Linked DNA regions of Homo sapiens: region 2 is linked to region 1. Evidence: chromatin loops called from intact Hi-C (ENCODE). Cell type or tissue: gastrocnemius medialis. All regions are shown on one strand. Links, peaks and the distances in the headings refer to the core of each region. The heading gives the core; the rest is flanking DNA.

What was found. Hi-C counts contacts between places; a loop is a spot of excess contacts. Peaks named below come from ENCODE experiments on the same cell type or tissue, not always from the same donor. Only the 100,000 strongest peaks of a DNase experiment are listed, where the experiment ranks them.
Region 2: it touches region 1 in a loop (16-fold over the local background); 7 of 110 quality-filtered maps call a loop at or near these places.

The regions. Positions count from the first base shown.
Region 1 is chr18:12,232,388-12,241,767 of GRCh38, forward strand. No RefSeq gene overlaps it. Among named protein-coding and RNA genes, the nearest start is that of CIDEA, 17 kb to the right of the region's middle. RefSeq lists a silencer at 4,908-4,987. In gastrocnemius medialis, for the core only: a CTCF peak has its summit at 4,998 (motif pointing left); no DNase peak of the experiment used is centred there.
Region 2 is chr18:10,596,805-10,605,640 of GRCh38, forward strand. LOC124904248 reads left to right here and starts at 7,944. Exons shown (of 1, transcript XM_047437981.1): 1 at 7,944-8,836. The coding sequence starts at 8,043. The coding sequence ends at 8,831. In gastrocnemius medialis, for the core only: no CTCF peak of the experiment used is centred there; a DNase peak (open chromatin) is centred at 4,266.

The DNA.
Region 1 (9,380 bases), core at 821-8,820:
TGCCCGATGCCCCAGCCCCTGCACCAGCTGGACTCACCCTCACTCCGTATAGTTTTTATTTCCATATTCTTGTACAGTCTCCACTATTTTAACATTTCACATTCGTGTTGTACATTTGATAAAACTGTAGAAACCAATATTGATAAATATTGATACGTTATTAATCCAATGTCAGGGACCCACCATTATGCACCAAGTAGATTCACTGCCCTAAAACTCCTGCTTGGCCTCCTTCCCACGCCTGGACTTTGGTAACCACCGATCTTTTTACTGTTGTTATAATTCTAGCTTTTCTAGAATGCCATATTGCTGGAATTATACAGCCTTTTCCTATTGACTTTTTTTCACTTAGAAATGTGCATTTAGGCTAGGCTCATGCCTGTAATCCCAGCACTTTGGGAGGCCGAGATGGGCAGATCACGAGGTCAGAAGTTCCAGACCAGCCTTTTCAACATGATGAAACCCCATCTGTACTAAAAATGCAAAAATTAGCTCGGCGTGATGGCACGCACCTGTAATCCCAGCTACTTGGGAGGCTGAGGAGGAGAATTGCTTGAACTTGGATTAAATATATATACTCAGATTAAATGCATATAATTTAATTTAATTTAATATAATTAAATATAATTTAATCTGAGTCACAGCACCAAAAAAAAAAAACAAAAAAACAGAAATATGCATTTAAGTTGTCTCCATTCTGTTTTGTGGCCTGACAGCTCATTTATTTGAATCACTAGCGATACCTCATTGCATGGATGTACCACATTTGGTTTATCATCCACTGAACTGCCTTTTGGTTGCTCTCAGGTCTTAGCAATCATGAACGAAGCTGCTATAAGCGTCTGCGCACAGGCTTTGTGTGGACACACGTTTTCAACCCATGTGGGTGAGCACCTGATGTGACTGTGGGATGGGTGTAAAGCACATGTATAGCTGGGCGGGGACCTGCCATCTGTCTTCCAAAGGGGCTGACACCATCTGCATCCCCACCAGCCATGAACGAGTTACTCTGTGGCTAGTTTAGCTCAATTACTAGTTTCATTCATGTGTTCAACAGGGTTTCTCTATGCTGGCAGGTTAAAACTCAGACATCCTACACAATTTTAATAACATTCTTAAGGTCAAGTCTAGTTACTTACTTGAACTTTCTTATCAGTTGAATCCACCACACGCCTGCTATTTTCTCTGACCTGACAGTGGCTGTCTGATGGTGCAAACTTTGTATTCAGGAAATTCCCAAAGTGAGTCAGCAACAGCAGACCTTGTCACAATAACCTAAAACCCTCCCCTCGAGACCCCGGCCCCATTCCATGCTTGGTATATCATCAGCTATCTGATGTCTGTAAAAGATGACCATGTAGGCCAGGCACGATGGCTCATGCCTGTAATTCTAGCACTTTGGGAGGCCGAGGTGGGCGGATCACGATGTCAGGAGTTCAAGACCAGCCTGGCCAACATGGTGAAACCCTGTCTCTACTAAAAATACAAAAAGTTAGCCAGACGTGGCCTGTAACCTCAGCTACTTGGGAGGCTGAGGCAGGAGAATCACTTGAACCCAGGAGGCAGAAGTTGCAGTGAGCTGAGATCACACCATTGCACTCCAGCCTGGGCAACAGAGCAACAATTCGTCTTGAAAAAAAAAAGACTATGAAATTATAATTTTTAATAATTCATTTATGTTATAATTCTCAGCAGGGGAAGTGTTCTACCACCCATAACTGAAGATTCTGGACATTATTATAAAGGTCTGTTTTAGATCTGGGTAAAAATTTGGTCCACTTTTCTGCTGTTTTGTCTCTGGGGCAAGAAACATAAAGACCCCGAAGTCTATCCCATTCCTCTCGATAGGCTCAGGCTGAGGAACAAATTCAGGACCTTCATTCATTAGAAGCCACCCCTGTAACCCCTCCTACCTTCCTTAGTCGAGGGCAGATGGCTGAGGTGGAGGAAAGCTCCCTCAGCCTCCTTGGGCTACTCCAGTTTGCATTTGGGCCCCAGAGGAGTCTCTTCTGTGATGGGGCATGAGCCCAGTCTCCCCACAATGATCCCCTGAGCAGAATATTTCCTGAAAACAGGCTTCCAGTGAGAAGGGCCAGGCTGTTCCAGCCATGAGGAAAATGCCCTGCGGGGGACTCGAACATCCAAACAGCCAGGAGGGTCAAGGAGATGGACTCTGCTTTCCGCAAAGCTCCTGCACACTTCCGCGTCAAGGGCTTCTGTGATACTCAACACAATCCCATCTCCACATGGTCAGTGACAACCCCAACCAGGCAAGCTGTCCACCAGCACAAGAGGGAGTCTGCCCGCCCCCGATCAGCTCAGCTGGTCCACACTCCCAAAAACCCATATTCAGGGGTGGGGGGCAATTGTCCCCACTGGCACCACCTGCAAATGCAAGTAACGCAGTGTCCTGCAGTGCGGACACCAATCAGGCTTTACTGAGGACATTTTCAAGAGTGGGCTCGGCTCAGCGTGGCTCACGGTTCTTCTGCCTCTCGTGAGCCTCAGGGCAGCTGGGTGGATGTGGGCTTGTGCTCCAGGATCAGCACCCTCCAGATTCTCTGCTTTTTAATAAATGCAGTGGTAAGAGGCCGTGCAAGGAGGAGTGATGGGAGGAAGAAGCTCTAGCCGCTCAGGGGAGGTGCAAGGCCAAGACTGGAGTCAGTCTTACCGCTCTCGCTTGACCAGATTCTGAGCAGAATTGTGGGGGGCTGGTGTGGTAAGAATTCCTCCTTTCGTCAGCATGATCAGTGTCCTGAGACCTCGGCTGCAGCCTCCAGAGTGAGCCCCTTGTGGCTGTCACAACTTTCTAAGTGGAAGAACTTTTCATCTGTCCTCTTATGTTCAGTGCCTGGGGCCCTGCAAATTAAACTTTAAAAAGACAGATAAACAGGAAAAAGGCAAACAATTTTAAAAAAATTAATGTGGCTGAGTGGTGCGGTGGCTCACACCCTTAATCCCAGCACTTTGGGAGGCTGAGGCAGGTGGATTGCTTGAGGTAAAGAGTTCAAGACCAGCCTGGGCAACATAGCAAGACCCCGTCTTTACAAAACTTAATGAATTAAATAATTTAAATTGTTTAAATAAATGTTCTATGTGGATGAAAATTTACAGAAAACAAGTGAAACTCAAAGGAATGGTTAGACTCAGGGGCTTACCTGCCATTTTAACAGAGAAAAGGGGGTTTGGGCTTCATGGACGGCAAATCATGGAGAGGTGGCTGGGAACATATGGGGGACGCTAACAGAAGGTGAGGGTGAGTTTAGCAAGGTTTGTTCACGCTCACTCCCTCTCCAGTGAGAAGAGTCACTCTCCCCTCCTGGCGTGGAGAGGGGGAACCTTCACAGGGGAGTTTATGCCCTGCTTTCACATGGGAAAGGGGAGGGCAGACAGCTCGTCCTGCATATGCCCATTCTCAGTTTCCTCAGCTCAAAATAATCCTTATGCCAAAGTGGCACATTTGGGGGTGCATATTCAGGACCCTTTCAATATGTAAAGCACTTAGCACCACTGCTGGCCATATTGAGCGCTCATATTAAACATTTCTTATTACTTTTATATTTACCATAGTTAGGTTCTGAGCTGGGTGTAACATCATTCCTGTCCTCAAGAAGTTAACAGTTTGAAGCAAACGGAGAGACGCATGAACACAGACAGGTACACAAGGTCATCAGTGGTGAGTGCTGTGGAAACGCAGCCGAGGGCAGGGCACGCAGAAGGAGCAGTGCGTGATGTTGGCGTGGGGGTTCCAGGAGGTTCTGCAGGAGGGCCCCTCTTGAGCTGGGTCTTGGAAGAGGAGTGGGTTTTAGGTGGAGGAAGAGAAGAACTCTAAGCAGTAGAAACCACAGGAACGAGGACACGGAGTCCTCATGAACATGTGCAGCGAATTCAGGATCAGCGAGGGGCCCGTGTGGCCGGCGGGAGGGGGTGGCGTGGGCGGCAGGCAAGTGGGTCCAGGGGAATGGCCACAGTCACAGCAGCTGGCACCTGGCGGAGGCTCACCCTGGGCTGGCACACCGGGCTGGAAGGTCTTGGAGCTGCACGAGCCGTGCTAAAAACTCTGTGATTCATCTCGTAGCCAATGAGGGGCTATCGGACACATCTGAGCAGACTGCTGTTTGGGAAAGGACAGGCACACGCAGGCTCTTGGTAAATGCGCGGTGAATTAAATTGAACTGGATCATGGTATAAAGAGTCTATCTGGTGGCAAGTCCCATGTAAGGGGTTATAAAATAGAAGTCCTAGCAATGAAATAGGCCAAATGCAGTTGATAAGTGGAAGTAATGAGTGGGCCCAAGATCCCATAGCTCATTTTAGAATGAGTGAAAAATATAAGGCACAGTAGAGCAGCAGTTTCTACCACGGGCCACTGACTCACAGAGCTTGTGAATGACATGTGTGAAGCACCTAAGTGTCGTTTCTTATTCCTGAGGGAGTGAGGTGAAGATTCGCCCTGGCCTATGACAAAAAAGGGTCCTTCTGAGGCTGGGGGGATGTGCAGGCCCATCCTATCTCAGGAGTGGGGAATCTGGAAGCCATGTTCATAGCCTCCCTAGCTAAGTAGCTGCGAGTTCAGCTGAGCTGAGCTTCACGCTCTCCCCTGGGCTTGTAGGGCATTGTTCAGGGACACAGGAAGCCGCACCTGCGCTGGGGCGTACGCAGGGCAGGCAAAAATGACATAACTGTTACCATGGGCTCTGAAAGCCCTACGCTTGGGCTGCACTGGCCACAGCTCACCTCCTCTAGAGCTTCATAGAACGCACACGCTTGCAAACCCACAGGCGCGCTGATAAACCTCAGGGCTTCCCCCAGGGTCTCACCAATCCTCTATTGACAGCTGTGGCTGGAGAACCTCCACGCAAGCCAGAATGTGGGAAGATGGCCCGGTGGGTGGAGTGGGGGTGAGGACAGCAGGGGAGCCAGTCCAGGGGTGCTTTGTCTCAGCGGGAACTGTGCGGAGTTTGTCAGTGCCCGGTAACTGTCGTGTCGCCTGCCCCCTGGTGGCCGCGGGCGCACACCGCTCTCCCCAGGCCTTCCTGCACCGCCTCCTGATAGAGATGGGGCCATCTGGGGAGCAAACCGTGCCGGGAGCCAGTGTTGCCTGCAGAAACCACTGGGCACGAGAGCCTCCTCCCTGGACAGTGCAGAGGGTCTTGCCCCTGGAAACGCACAGGAGACGACCTTTGCTGTCTTTTGGCTTGAAATAACCTCCGGCTGTATTTCTACATTGGCTCCAAAGACACACGTTTCAGCCTCTGGAAAAGCAGGAGCGTTTGCTTACCCAGGGTCACTGTCGGATTCAGTGCTGGTCATGGGTGTCGTCCTCTGTTCCTGTGCTGGCCTCTGAACAATGCAGAAAAGGAAGGAAAAAGTGACCAGACAGTCAATCTTTGCTGCCCTAGTTTTTCATTTTTAAAAATTATGATGCCATATTTGCACACCCACGTTCATAGCAGCACTATTCACAGTAGTCAAGAGGTGGAAGCAGCCTAGATACCCATCGATGGGTGGATGCATGATCACCACGTACTGCATGCATGCAACGGAATATTATTCAACCGTCAAAAGGAAGGAAATCCTGAGACAAGCTGCATCATGGATGAAACTTAAAGACATCGTGCTAAGTGAAATGAGCCAGACACAGAAGAACAAATACTGTGTGATTCTACTTACATGAGGTACCCAGAGTGGTCCAATTCAAAGAGACAAAATACAAGCATGGTGGCCAGGGCCTGGGAAGGGGGTGGTGGAAGTTGCTGTTTAATGGGTGCAGAGTTTCAGTTTGGGATAATGAAAAAGTTCTAGATATCTGTTACATAGCAGTATGAATACACTTAACGCTACTGACCTGCACACTTAAAAATGGCTAAGATGGTAAAGTTTATGTGTTTTTTTACCACAATTAAACATTTTAAAAATTATTTTTTAAATATGATAACTATTGACTATTCTCTTTTTGCAGCATTATTTATTTTATATTTTACATTCTTTTGTGCTGAGGTGTAGTTTATATACAATAAGTTACACAGTTCTTCTGTGTTCAGTTTGATGAGCTTTGACTACACCAAACAAGATATGAAGAACATTTCCATCACTCAGAAAGTTCCCTCGTGTCTCCACCCCATCAGCCCCCTTCCCCAACCAGATAATTGCTTTCTGACTCTGTCACTAGACATTATTTTTCTCTTTGAGGTTAAAAATTATATTCAGTGAAATGCACAGTTCCAGGCATACAATTTGTGAGTTTGACAAATGTCTGTACCCACGTAACCAACACTGTAATCTAGATGCAGACATTCCCTATAGCTCCAGAAAGTCCTTTCTGTCCCTTCCTGCCTGTGACATCCTCTACCAAGGTCATCAGTGATCAATGTCCTAAAAACACAGCAAAGTTCTGGGGACACAGAAAGAGCAGTCTCCCCCGATAGGTCATTCTACGTGTTCTTGAACTTCACAGAAATGGAGTCGTGCAATCTGAGCTCTTTTATGCCTGGCCCTCCCACTCAGCATGTTTTTGGACTCACCCGTGCTGCTGTGTAGATCAGCAGCTTGTTCCTTTTTCTTGTCGAGTAGTATTCTGTTGCATAAATACACCAGCAACTGCTTATCTATTCTGTTAGTGAACATTAGTTAGGGCTGTTTCAGGTTTTGGTTGCTGTGAATAAGGCTGCTATGAATATTCTTGTGCAAGTCTTTTTGTCAACAAATGTTTTGTTTTTCTTGGGTGAAACACTGGGAGAAGTGGAGCTGCTAGGTAATAGGATAAATGTGCACTTTACTTTTCAAAAACTGCCAGAGTTTTCCACAATGACTCAACCATTTTGCACTCCTACCAGTCTTTTTCACATGACTTACACACAGTAAAGTTCATTCTTTTTAATGTATATTTCTGCACATTTTGACAAATGCATACAGTTATGTAACTACTGCCACCCTCGGGATATATGACAAGCCCATCGCCTCCAAAATTCCCATGTGTCCCCATCATAGGCTCCCTCCCCACAACTCTGCCTCCTGGTCACCCTGATCTGCTCCTATATTTTTGCCTTTTCCAGAATGCCACATAAATGGAATGATGCAGTGCATGGTCATTTGAATCTGGCTTCTCTCTTCGCATAATGCATTTGGGGTTCATGCGTGTTGTTGGAGGTGTCAGTAGCTCGTTCCTGTTTACCGCTGGGTAGTGTCCATTTACGAACACACCAGCTTGTTCATCCCTGGCTGGGGCACGTACATCCATGCAGTTCAGTGGCATTCACACTGAATTCCATTCCCATTGCTGTGCAATCATCACCACCACCCACTTCCAGGACTTTTTCATCATTCCAAACAGAAACTCTGTACCCATTCAACAATGGTGCCCTACTTCTGCCCCCACCCCAGCCTCTGGGAACCTCTATTCAATTCTGTCTCTATGAATTTGACTACTCTAGGTACCTCATGTAAGTGGAATCATACAATATTTGTCCTTTTGTGATAGACTTATTTTATTTAGCATAATGTCCCCGAGGTTTAATCACGTTTTAGCATGTATCAAAATCTCATTCCTTTTTAAGGCTGAATAGCATTCCATTGTCTGGCAATGCCACATTTTGTTTGTCCATTCATCTGTGGATGGCCATTTGTGTCATTTTCACCTTTTGACTATTGTGAATAATGCTGCAATGAACGAGTGTTCATTTGAGTCTCCGCTTTCAGTTCTTTTGGATATATACCTGAAAGTGACATTGCTGAATCATATGTCAATTCTGTTTAACTTTTTAAAGAAAAACTAAAGTGTTATCTTTTTTTCTTGCAGTGGCTGCACCATTTTACATTCCCATCAGCAATGCACGATGGGCTCCAATTCCTCCGCATATTCACCAGCATTTGTTACTTCCCTTTTTGTTGAAAATTGCCATCCTAATGGGTATGAAGCGGTACGTCATTGTGGACTTGATTTGCATTTCCCTATTAATTAGTGATGTTGAGCATCTTTTCATGTGCTTATTGGACATTTGCATATCTTCTTTGGAAAATTATCTGTTCAAGTTCTTTGCCCACTTTCGAACTGGGTTGTTGAGTTGTAGGAGTTCTTTATATATTCTGGATATTAAGCCCTTATTAGATATATGATTTGCAAATATTTCTCCCATTCTGTGAGTTATCTTTTCACTTTCTTTATAGTAAGAATTTAATGAGCTTTTTATGCAATTGTAAATGGTATTTAAAATTTTCCATTTCTAATTATTCATTGCTAGTATATAGAAAAATCATTGATATTTGTATATTGACCTTATACTTAGTGACTCTTCTGAATTCACTTGTTAGCTCTAGTAGCTCTTTGCATTTTCTACATTAAAAAATTATGTCATTGCAAGAAGATAATGTTTTATTTCTTCCCTTGCAATCTGTGTGCTTTCTTTCTTTTTCTTGCCTATTGCACTGGCTAGAGACTCCAGTATGATGTTAAACAGGGGTGGGGAGGGAGGGCATCCTTGCCTTGTTCTCAATCTTAGGGGGAAAGCATTCAATCTTTCACTATAATGTTAGTTATAAGATTATTTAAAAATTGAGATATAATTCACATATGATAAAAGTCACAATTTTAAAGTTTAAAATCATTGTTGTTCAGTTTATTCCCAAGGTTATCCAATCGTCATCACTACCTAATCCAAAACATTTTCTTTTTTTTTTTCTTGAGACAGAGTATTTTAGAGTGCAGATCTCCCCACGGCACTCCAGTCACCCAGGCTCACTGCAGCCTCCGCCTTCCAGGTTCAAGCGATTCTCTTGCCTCTGCCTCCTGAGTAGCTGGGATTACAGGCGTGTGCCACCAAGCCTGGCTAATTTTTGTATTTTTAGTAGAGACGGGGTTTTACCATGTTGGCCATGCTGGTTTCCAGCTCCCGACCTCAAGTGATTCACCCTCCTCGCCCTTCCAAAGTGCTGAGATTACGGGTGTGAGCCACCGTGCCCCGCCTCTAATCCAAAACATTTTCATCACTCCAAAAAGAAATCCCATAGCGCCACCAGCAGCCACTCCCCATCTCCCCCTCCTCCCAGACCCTGGCAACCACGACCCTATTTCTATTTCTGTGCATTTGCCTATTCTGGACATGTCTGGCTCCTTCCACCATGCATGATGTTTTCAAGCTTGATTCCTCTTACAGTGCATATCAGCACTTCACTCCTTTTTCTGGCTGAACACTATGCCATTGTATGGATGTGCTACATTCTGTTTATCCACTCATCAGTTGATGGACATTTGGATTATTTTCACTCTTGGTTATCATGAATGATGCTGCTGGGAGTATTCCTGTAGAGATTTTTGTGTGAACACAGATTTTCAGTCCTTTTGAGTAGGTATGTAGGAGTGGAATTGCTGGGTCATAAGGCAA
Region 2 (8,836 bases), core at 682-8,681, 1.6 Mb before region 1:
CATCTGAGATGATCCGCCCTGCTCTGAGATGAATAGTTGAGATCACAAAGACAGTGATGCTGTAAGTAAGCCAGGCACTGTGCTTACTCCTGTGTGAGCAGCATGTACATCCTATGCAGGGGTCCCTGGCTTCCAGTTCCTTTGTCACTCACGGAAGATCATACCATTAATACATTCTGGAAATGACAAAAAGAATAAATTTCTAAATAAGAAAACATAAGTGCCCACAATTCACTAAGGATTTTGCAGATTTCCCAATTATTATACATCCACGCCACCAGGAATATGCCCATCAAATAATAAAACCCAAAATTATATTCCTCAGTATGCTGGGTCAATCACTGCCATCCTAAGAATTCCATACATCCAGACCAGCCTGGGCAACAAAGTGAGACCCCATCTCTACAAAAAAAAAAAATGGTTTTAATTAGCCAGGTGTGGTGGAGTGCTCCTGTAACCCTAGCTACTTGAGAGGCTGAGGTGGGGGGGTTGCTTGAGCCCCGGAGGGTGAGGCTACAGTGAGCTGAGATTGCATCACTGTACTACAGCCTGGGTGACAGAGTGAGACCCTGTCTCAAAAAAAAAATTAGCCGGGCGAAGTGGCGGGCACCTGGTGAGGCTGAGGCAGGAGAATGGCGTGAACCCAGGGGGCGGAGCCTGCAGTGAGCCGAGATCGCACCACTGCTCTCCAGCCTGGGCGACAGCGAGACTCCGTCTCAAAAAAATAAATAAAAATAAAAATAAATAAATAAATAAATAGAAGAAGAAGAAGAATAGAAAAAAAATGTTAGTGGACAACTTAGAATGGGTGGGGCAGTACATAGTTTTTCAGCATTCCTTTAGTGTTATATAAAATAAAAATTTGAAAATTACTGAGCCGCTGAGCTAGATGACAGGAAACATTCTCCCGACCCAAAATGAGAATGTTGAGCCCTTGATCTTTTAATGTAGACATGTTCTAATTTTTTTCATACAAATTTAGCTTATATAAGCTATACAGTTATTAGGGAACAACATATACGGGAATATTCTCAATCTTAGTTGAATCAGATTTGGGAGGATATTTACACAAGCCAAATAAAAAATCATTGCACACTATGCAAACTATAAAACACATGTCACAAAATTAGCCGGGCATGATGGTGCATGCCTGTAATGCCAGCTACTCAGGAGGCTGAGGCAGGAGAATCACTTGAACCTGGGAGGTGGAGGTTGCAGTGAGCTGAGATTGTGCCACTCCACTCCAGCCTGGGCAACAGAGCGAGACTCCATCTAAAAAAAAAAAAAAAAAAAAAAACCAAATGAACAAACAAACACATATCAGATAACTTCACTGGAAGAAAAGTTAGGTTCTCTTCTCTCTCTTTTTCACAGTGAATCAGCAGGCAGTTATTAAGCATTTTCTATGTGCCAACATTGTGTTAGCTTGTACTGGGGAATACAAAATACAACCATTTCTCATGGTAGTTTTGTTCTAAAAGTTGCTGCAAACAGTGAATTAGTAAATACTAAAACCTTTGACCCTAGAGGAATTATAGGGTTAGGTTCCTGCAAGCCTCTGACCAAGACATTTTCATCAGCCAATCAATGCATAACCTTGGGGTATTTTTTGTTTTGTTTTGTTTTGTTTTGTTTTGAGATGGAGTCTCACTCAGTCACCCAGGCTGGAGTATAGTGGTGCGATCTCAGCCCACTGCAACCTCCACCTCAAGGGTTCAAGTGATTCTCCTGCCTCAGCCTCCTGAGTAGCTGGGACTACAGGCGCGCACCACCACGCCCAGCTAATTTTTTGTGTTTTTAGTAGAGACGGGGGTCTCACCATGTCGGCCAGGCTGGTCTCAAACTCCTGACCTCAGGTGATCCACCCACCTCAGCCTCCCAATCATGCCTGGGATTACAGGCATGAGCCACCGTGCCCAGTCCATAACCTTGTTTTATTTGTGTTTCTGTTTAAAGACACCTTATTTAATATATATTAACATTAATAACAGCCAACAGCCCTAAAACTCATGCCTAAACCAAGCTTATCTAACACACGTATTTTCTCTGTAAGGCACATCACAGCCTTCTTGCTCTTAGGAACACTAGCCAGCACGAAATCACTGTGCTTGGGGCCTTTTCAACAGCAAAATCAACAGGAAGCACAAAAATGTGGCAAAATGACACTAACTAGACCATGCTAAGGAAGCTTGTTCACAGCGTGAGCCAAAACAAGAAGGCCGAGCATCGCCTTGTTCCACCTCAGCTGGGAACGTGCATTTGAGCAACTCAAATCTTGTGTCACTCATGCATGCCTGTGAATTACCTCAAAAGCACTGTGAGTATTGACTTTGGGGTTACATGTGAATTTTGGCGAGTAGGCAGATTTGTCAAGTCCAAATTTATGAATCATGAGAGTCAACTGTAAATGCATGCTTAAGAAGCATTACTCTAGCAGGAAAGCAAGACACAAAATACAGTCATGCATCAGATAACGTTTTGGTCAATGATGGGTTGCACATATGAACATGCAGTCCCATAAGATTATAATGGAGATGAAAAATCCCTATTGTCCAGTGATGTCAGAGCCATAGTAAAGTTGTATAGCAATGCATTGCTCATGTGTTAGTGGCGGTGCTGGTATAAACACACTTGCTTCATGGCCAGTCGTGTAAAAGTCCAGCACATGTAATTATGTGCGGTACATCATACTTGATAATGACAGCGAATGACTTTCACTGGTTTATGTATTTACCATGCTATTTTCCTTATCATTATATTAGAGTATATACTCATTCTACTTATAAACGAAAGTGAACAGCCCTACCAGTCTTCAGTTCTTAATCTTATTTTAAAAACTGTGGTCATGGGATCCTCAGCTGGGTCATAACATACATCAGGTTGGTCATTTCCTGGGCTACGTACCTTGCATAGAATAACATTATACAAACAAGCTTTGTTTTTAGAGTTCCAGTACTCTTATAATAACCATAAAATAATAGGACTGTAGCGACTTTTTGTCCTACCTCAGTGACTTGATGTATACACTGGGAACAGCTCTTAGTCTGAGGAAGGTCAGTTGAAGTCCTTACTGTACAAGTCCAAGTTTTAAGGAAAATGAGTCCCGCGATGAGTTTTCTCATGCTTCGGCTGTGCATGGACCAGTCAGCTCCCGGGTGTGACTGGAGCAGGGCTTGTTGTCTTTTTCAGAGTCACTTTGCAGGGGTTGGCGAAGCTGCTCCCATCCACGTACAGCTCCTAGTCTACTGATGTTTAAGGTTGGTCTCGGAGGTCGGGCCCACTGGAATAAACTGAGTCCAGTACCTCTACATAGTTATGTTCAACTGGGCTGTCTGATACCAGGAGCAAGGTGGTGGGGTTTAGGGTGTTGCAAACTTCACTGGTTATGCGGGGATTTTCACAGAGCAAGCTTTGGCATCTAGTTAGTCTAGCATTCATTAGCTAATAATGTCCTTTGCTGTTTATTAAAGTCACCACAGCATGGGGGACTTAATGTTTAGGTTTTGCCTAAGAGTGAGCTTATCTGCTTCTTGTGCTAACAGGGCCATTGCTGCCAGAGTCCTTAGACATGGGGGCCAGCCTTTGGAAACCCCGTCTAGTTGTTTTGAGAGATAGGCCAGTGGCCTTGGCCAGGGCCCTACAGTCTGGGTTAAAACTCCAACTGCCATTTTTTCTCTTTGTGATACACAGGGTGTAAAGGGTTTTGTCAGGTCAGGTAGCCCCAGGGCTGGGGCCGACATGAGTTTTTTTTGTTTTGTTTTGTTTTGTTTAAATTCATGAAAAGCTTGTTGCTGTTGGTTGTAATAGATGTAATTTATCTAATCTAGATTTTTATTAACTGTCACATACTAAAATATTGACTTAAATCCTGTAGCTATTTGATTTCAAGCTTTAAATTGATCTGTTATTCCTTGTGGGGCTCCAATTGCATCTAAATAGATGTGAGAGTTGAAAGACCCATAAGGGGCTTCTCTCGCTTTACGATGTCTTATTTTTTTCTCCTTCTGGTTGATGAAATGCCAGGGTGAAAGGGATAGCCAGATGGACTAAACCACAAGTGCCACTCCAGTTATTCAGCAGAGTGTCCAGTAAAGGTTCACCACAATACCACCACACGTCCGCGCAGGGATGAACAAGGGCTGACTGATTGATAAGCTCTTGAAAATTCTTAAGCTCATTGCATCCCTTCAGGTCTCCAAGGAATGCTGTTTCCTGCCTGTCGTGAGAGACACAAAGTGAACTTAGTGTTGGGAGATGGAAGCTGGATGGCTCTCAGGGGCTGACCCGCAGGGTGCCGGACTTCGGGATATAGCAGAGAGAGCTTGGCATGACTTATTACTCCAGGCTGTAGAATCCTGGAAAAGAGCTACCATGCAGCCTACGCCTGGTCAACTGGAGGACCACCTTAGTGGAAACGAGACAATCTGGGCCTCTGGCCTGCCATGTGCACAAGAATAACAATTGCTTTTGTTTAACATGCAGAAGGAATATTTGATCAATTTTAACCAGGTATTTGCATCTTGGTATGCTGTCTTAATTGCCAAAGTTTGTTTTAAGTCTTTAACTTCTATGATCCTCTAGTAAAATGAATGTATGATTTTAGGAAATTACAAAAACCGGTTGGGGCAGTCCATCCTTGCTCTTTAGTGGTCCACAGAACATTGGACCAACTAAGGCATTAAAGCTCTACATTGGGGGTAAGACTCCTGGTTGGCACTGGGGTCTTTATTGAAATCTGCCCGGATTAAATGGTCCTAGTTTACTAATGCCCAGTCTGAGGAGAGTCAGGAGGGACAGAGGTACTTTTCTGAAGTAGAGAGCTGTCTTCGACTTGGCAAGTCCCCACAGGGTCTAACAAGACAAGCATTAAATGCAATAGTTCAAGGTGAAATTGACTTGGTTATGTTAATAACCAGATGGTCAGCAACAGAGCAAGGAAAGAAGAAAGAGTAATAGAATAGATGAAAAGAATTAAATTTTTCTCAGCTTTAGTTTGGTAGGGTTTTCCCCTGGGACTATGGCCCACGACTCTGGAAGGGGTGGCGCTTTCTTGACTCGGGTGTGGTGAGTCCACCCTTTTTTTTTCTGTACAAACAGCAGTCTTGGTGGTTAGCAGCCCAAGGTAGGGTCCTTCCCAGGCTGGCTCGAGTTTTTCTTCTTTCCACCCTTTGATAAGAACGTGATTTTCAGGCTGGTGCTGGTTTACCGGAAATTCTAGGGGTGGTACCTGTACTAAAAGACTTTTAGTTTTTGAGGGAAAGGAAAGTGGAAGATACACCGAGTATATAATTTCTAAGAAATTGACCTTTTGTTTTAAATGTGGGGACCTTGGCAGTGGACTTTATAGTCCTTGGTGCCTTCTTACTGAGAAATTTCCGTTAGCACCTATTTTTATTAGTTTTTAAACCAAAGAAAGGCAAATACCACTTTACATTTAGCAATGCTATTTGTATGATTTTTATACCAGATAAGCTAAATTTTACCTTTATATTAGTGTGTTATTAATGTTAAACCTAATTTTAATAAAACCTTGTAGACATATTTATCCAATTTTTAATGTTTGACCATAAGGTAAGATTTTATAGACTCTTTTTAACCTTTTATAATTTTTGCTAAAGAGCAGGTTGGTGCTTTAAGAAAAATCTGCTATGCTTTTATTTTAATGTCCAGTTTACAGCAAAACTGGATGATACCTCTAACTTTAGCCAATGTTTACACACAGAATTTTCTTTTCAGTGTACATTTTAAAACTTGATTAAACCTTTAAAACAAAGTATACACATTTTTAACCTTCTAATATAGGTAAAAATTTATATTCTTATGCCTCCTTATAATTCTTTTACCAAAGGTATATTTTAATTTCCTTATACACCTTGCACATAAACTGTTTTTTCTTAGCTACTTGTATATATCTCTCTTTCTCTCTTTGACTTTGTCTCTCTCTCTTTGACTTTCCTTTTGCCTCTGTCTCTTCCTCTGTTTATCTGCTTCTCTCTCTCTCCTCTCTGCCTCTCTCTCTCTCCTCTCTCTCTCCTTTCTGCCTCTCTCTCTCTCCTCTCTGTGTCTCTCTCTCTGCCTCGCTTATGCTGCTGTTCTCTCAACCACTGTGGAGAGATCTAAAACCAGCTGTAACCAAGCGTCTATGTATGGGAACTGATCTGGGTGCCCTGGCTTACAGGTTACCTTGTGCCACACCTTTGAAACAAGGGACCTGTCCAGGCTTCCTTCTGATGGCCAACCCACCTCTAATGCTGGTCAGTCTATTTTACACAAAGTTTTAAGTTTTCCTGGTGTCATAGTACTCCATAGTCTCCCTTAAATCCTTTTTTGAAATTTTTCAACATGGTTCCTAGTAGGATGGGCTTATTTGTGCCTGACCCATGCTTCTTCAAGACAAAACACAACACTCACACCACACGCACACCACAAAACAAAGAACAGGTAAAAAGGGCACACACACACTTTTGCAGTTTACACCAAACCAAAATCAGAGTATCCAGAAATCTAAGCCAGGTCAAAACCAAAACCAAAGTATCAAGCAATCCAAGTCAAGTCAAAAACAAAAACCAAAGTGCCAATAAAGGCACACTGTGGGTGATCAGGCCACGCTTCCACTCAAATGGAGTAGGCAGGTTTGCAGGTTCCAAAGACTAGTCTTACCAAGTTTCAGATGTCTGCACTGCAAGTACCAGTTCCTTCCCGGTGTTCAGCCACTGCATTGATTCTCCACGGGGGCCTGCTACACACTGCTCTGGCGAGGCGTCCCACTGGGGCAATTGCCTGCCCAGGATGCTCTCATGATCCACGTCAGAGAGCGGAGGGCTGGTCGGAGTCCCCCGCAGGGATGTTCCACAGGGCAGGCTTAAGCCACCTAAGGAGCTGCTTCAACCATCCGCCAATCACCTCGCTTCCTGGTCAGGGAACCAAGAAATGTAGCAGGACGAGTAGCAGACAAAACTCCTCAGACACCAAGTTAAAGAAGGAAGGGCTTTATTCGGCCGGGAGCATTGGCAAGACTCCTATCTCAAGAGCCGAGCTCCCCAAGTAAGCAATTCCTGTCCCTTTTAAGGGCTCACAACTCTAAGGGGGTCCGCATGAGAGGGTCGTGATCGATTGAGCAAGCAGGGGGTACGTGACTGGGGGCTGCATGCACCGGTAATTAGAACGGAACACAACAGGACAGAGATTTTCACAGTGCTTTTCTACACAATCTCTGTAATCTATAGATAACATAACCGATTAGGTCAGGGGTCTATCTTTAACTACCAGGGCTGGGCTGTGTGTGGTGCTGGGCTGTCTGCTTGTGAATTTCATTTCTGCCTTTTAGTTTTTACTTCTTCTTTCTTTGGAGGCAGAAATTGGGCATAAGACAATATGAGGGGTGGTCTCCTCCCTTACTATCAAAGCAGGAGTCAGCAGAGGGGGCAGAAGCACTAAGTTGCTGCAACAACACCTGAGAGTGCAGACAGGAGGGGCCCAGTCCCCACCCCCACCTGAGAGTGCAGACAGGAGGGGCCCACCCCCAACCCCCGCCTGAGAGTGCAGAGAGGAGAGACTCACTTCCTCTACCCCCACCTGACTCCCAGTGTCGAGTGCCCTGGGGAGAGCTGCACCCACGGACATCCTGCAGGGTAGGCCAGCACCAAAACCCAGTCTCTTGTTGCATTTTATTCTAAGCAGTCAGGAGAAACCAAGCCGATTCTCAAGAGATGATAACCAATAGAACCCAAGTGTTTGGGATTTGGTGTGGAAGAGGCAGAAAATAGCAGGTCCCGAGGGAAAGATAATGTTTGAGAAGCAAAGCAAGAAAAGATGATGACAAACACAACACTCAAAGGCCCTAGACATAATCACTTTTTTTTTACTGTCATGAACATTTAAACATAACACATTTTCTTTTTTTCTAATTTCATCTCCCTCTTCCTTCCCTGGTCTCCAAAGCTGCAGGCCTGAGTGGACTGCTCCCGGGAAGCCACTTTCATGGCGTCCCCTCTCAAGGGTGCCCATCTACCTGGAGCGTCATCATCGTCACTGCTGGAGTCATGTCTCCTGTTGCCAATCCAAGCTCTGGAGACACAAGTACCACAAGAAAGGTGTTACCCAGAGGCACTTACCCATCCTCCCTGCTGCAGGGGAGGCCACACCAGCTGCCACAGCAACTCCCTGCTCCGTCCTCTGCTTTCTCAGAACTAACCTGGGCTCTCTGGAATCAGAGACCTTCAACAAGTCACTGCTCACATTTGCAAACGTTCACATCAAGAGAGGACCCCCTTTCCACGTGCCACTCCCCTCTCTTCCGGATCATTGCAGCTCTCCCTACCAGCCTTATCAATGTGGGGCTCCAACCCTACAGGTCGGTGATTCACAAACACACTGTCCCAGGTTGGAGCCACTGCCACGAGCCTGTTCTGCACAGACGGGAATATTCCCTCTGCCTTGTGAGCACAGGGCTATCGGGCACTGGAAATATGCCTGGTGTGATGAGGTACTGGAGATTACATTTGAAAATTAATTTAAAATACAGATGCACGTGGTTAATGACTGTGGCACCAGGGAGCCCAGAACTGAGATTCAGAGATGAGGGAGACGTCACCTCCCTGCCCCTGGGTTTTCCTTCCAGCGTAGCCATCAATGGCCTAGTGTTATCTTTCATCCAGTACGTACTTCCTGGGCACAGGCATAAGTATCCAGTGCTCTGTGAGACCCTAGGGGTGCTGAACACTGAGTCACATCCAGGTCCTAGAGGGGTTCACAGCTGGGGGCGATGTGTAAACAGAGTGAAGGGCATGGCCAGCAAATCCTGTGCTGGAAAATCAGGGCAGCTGGAGTGAGGGGA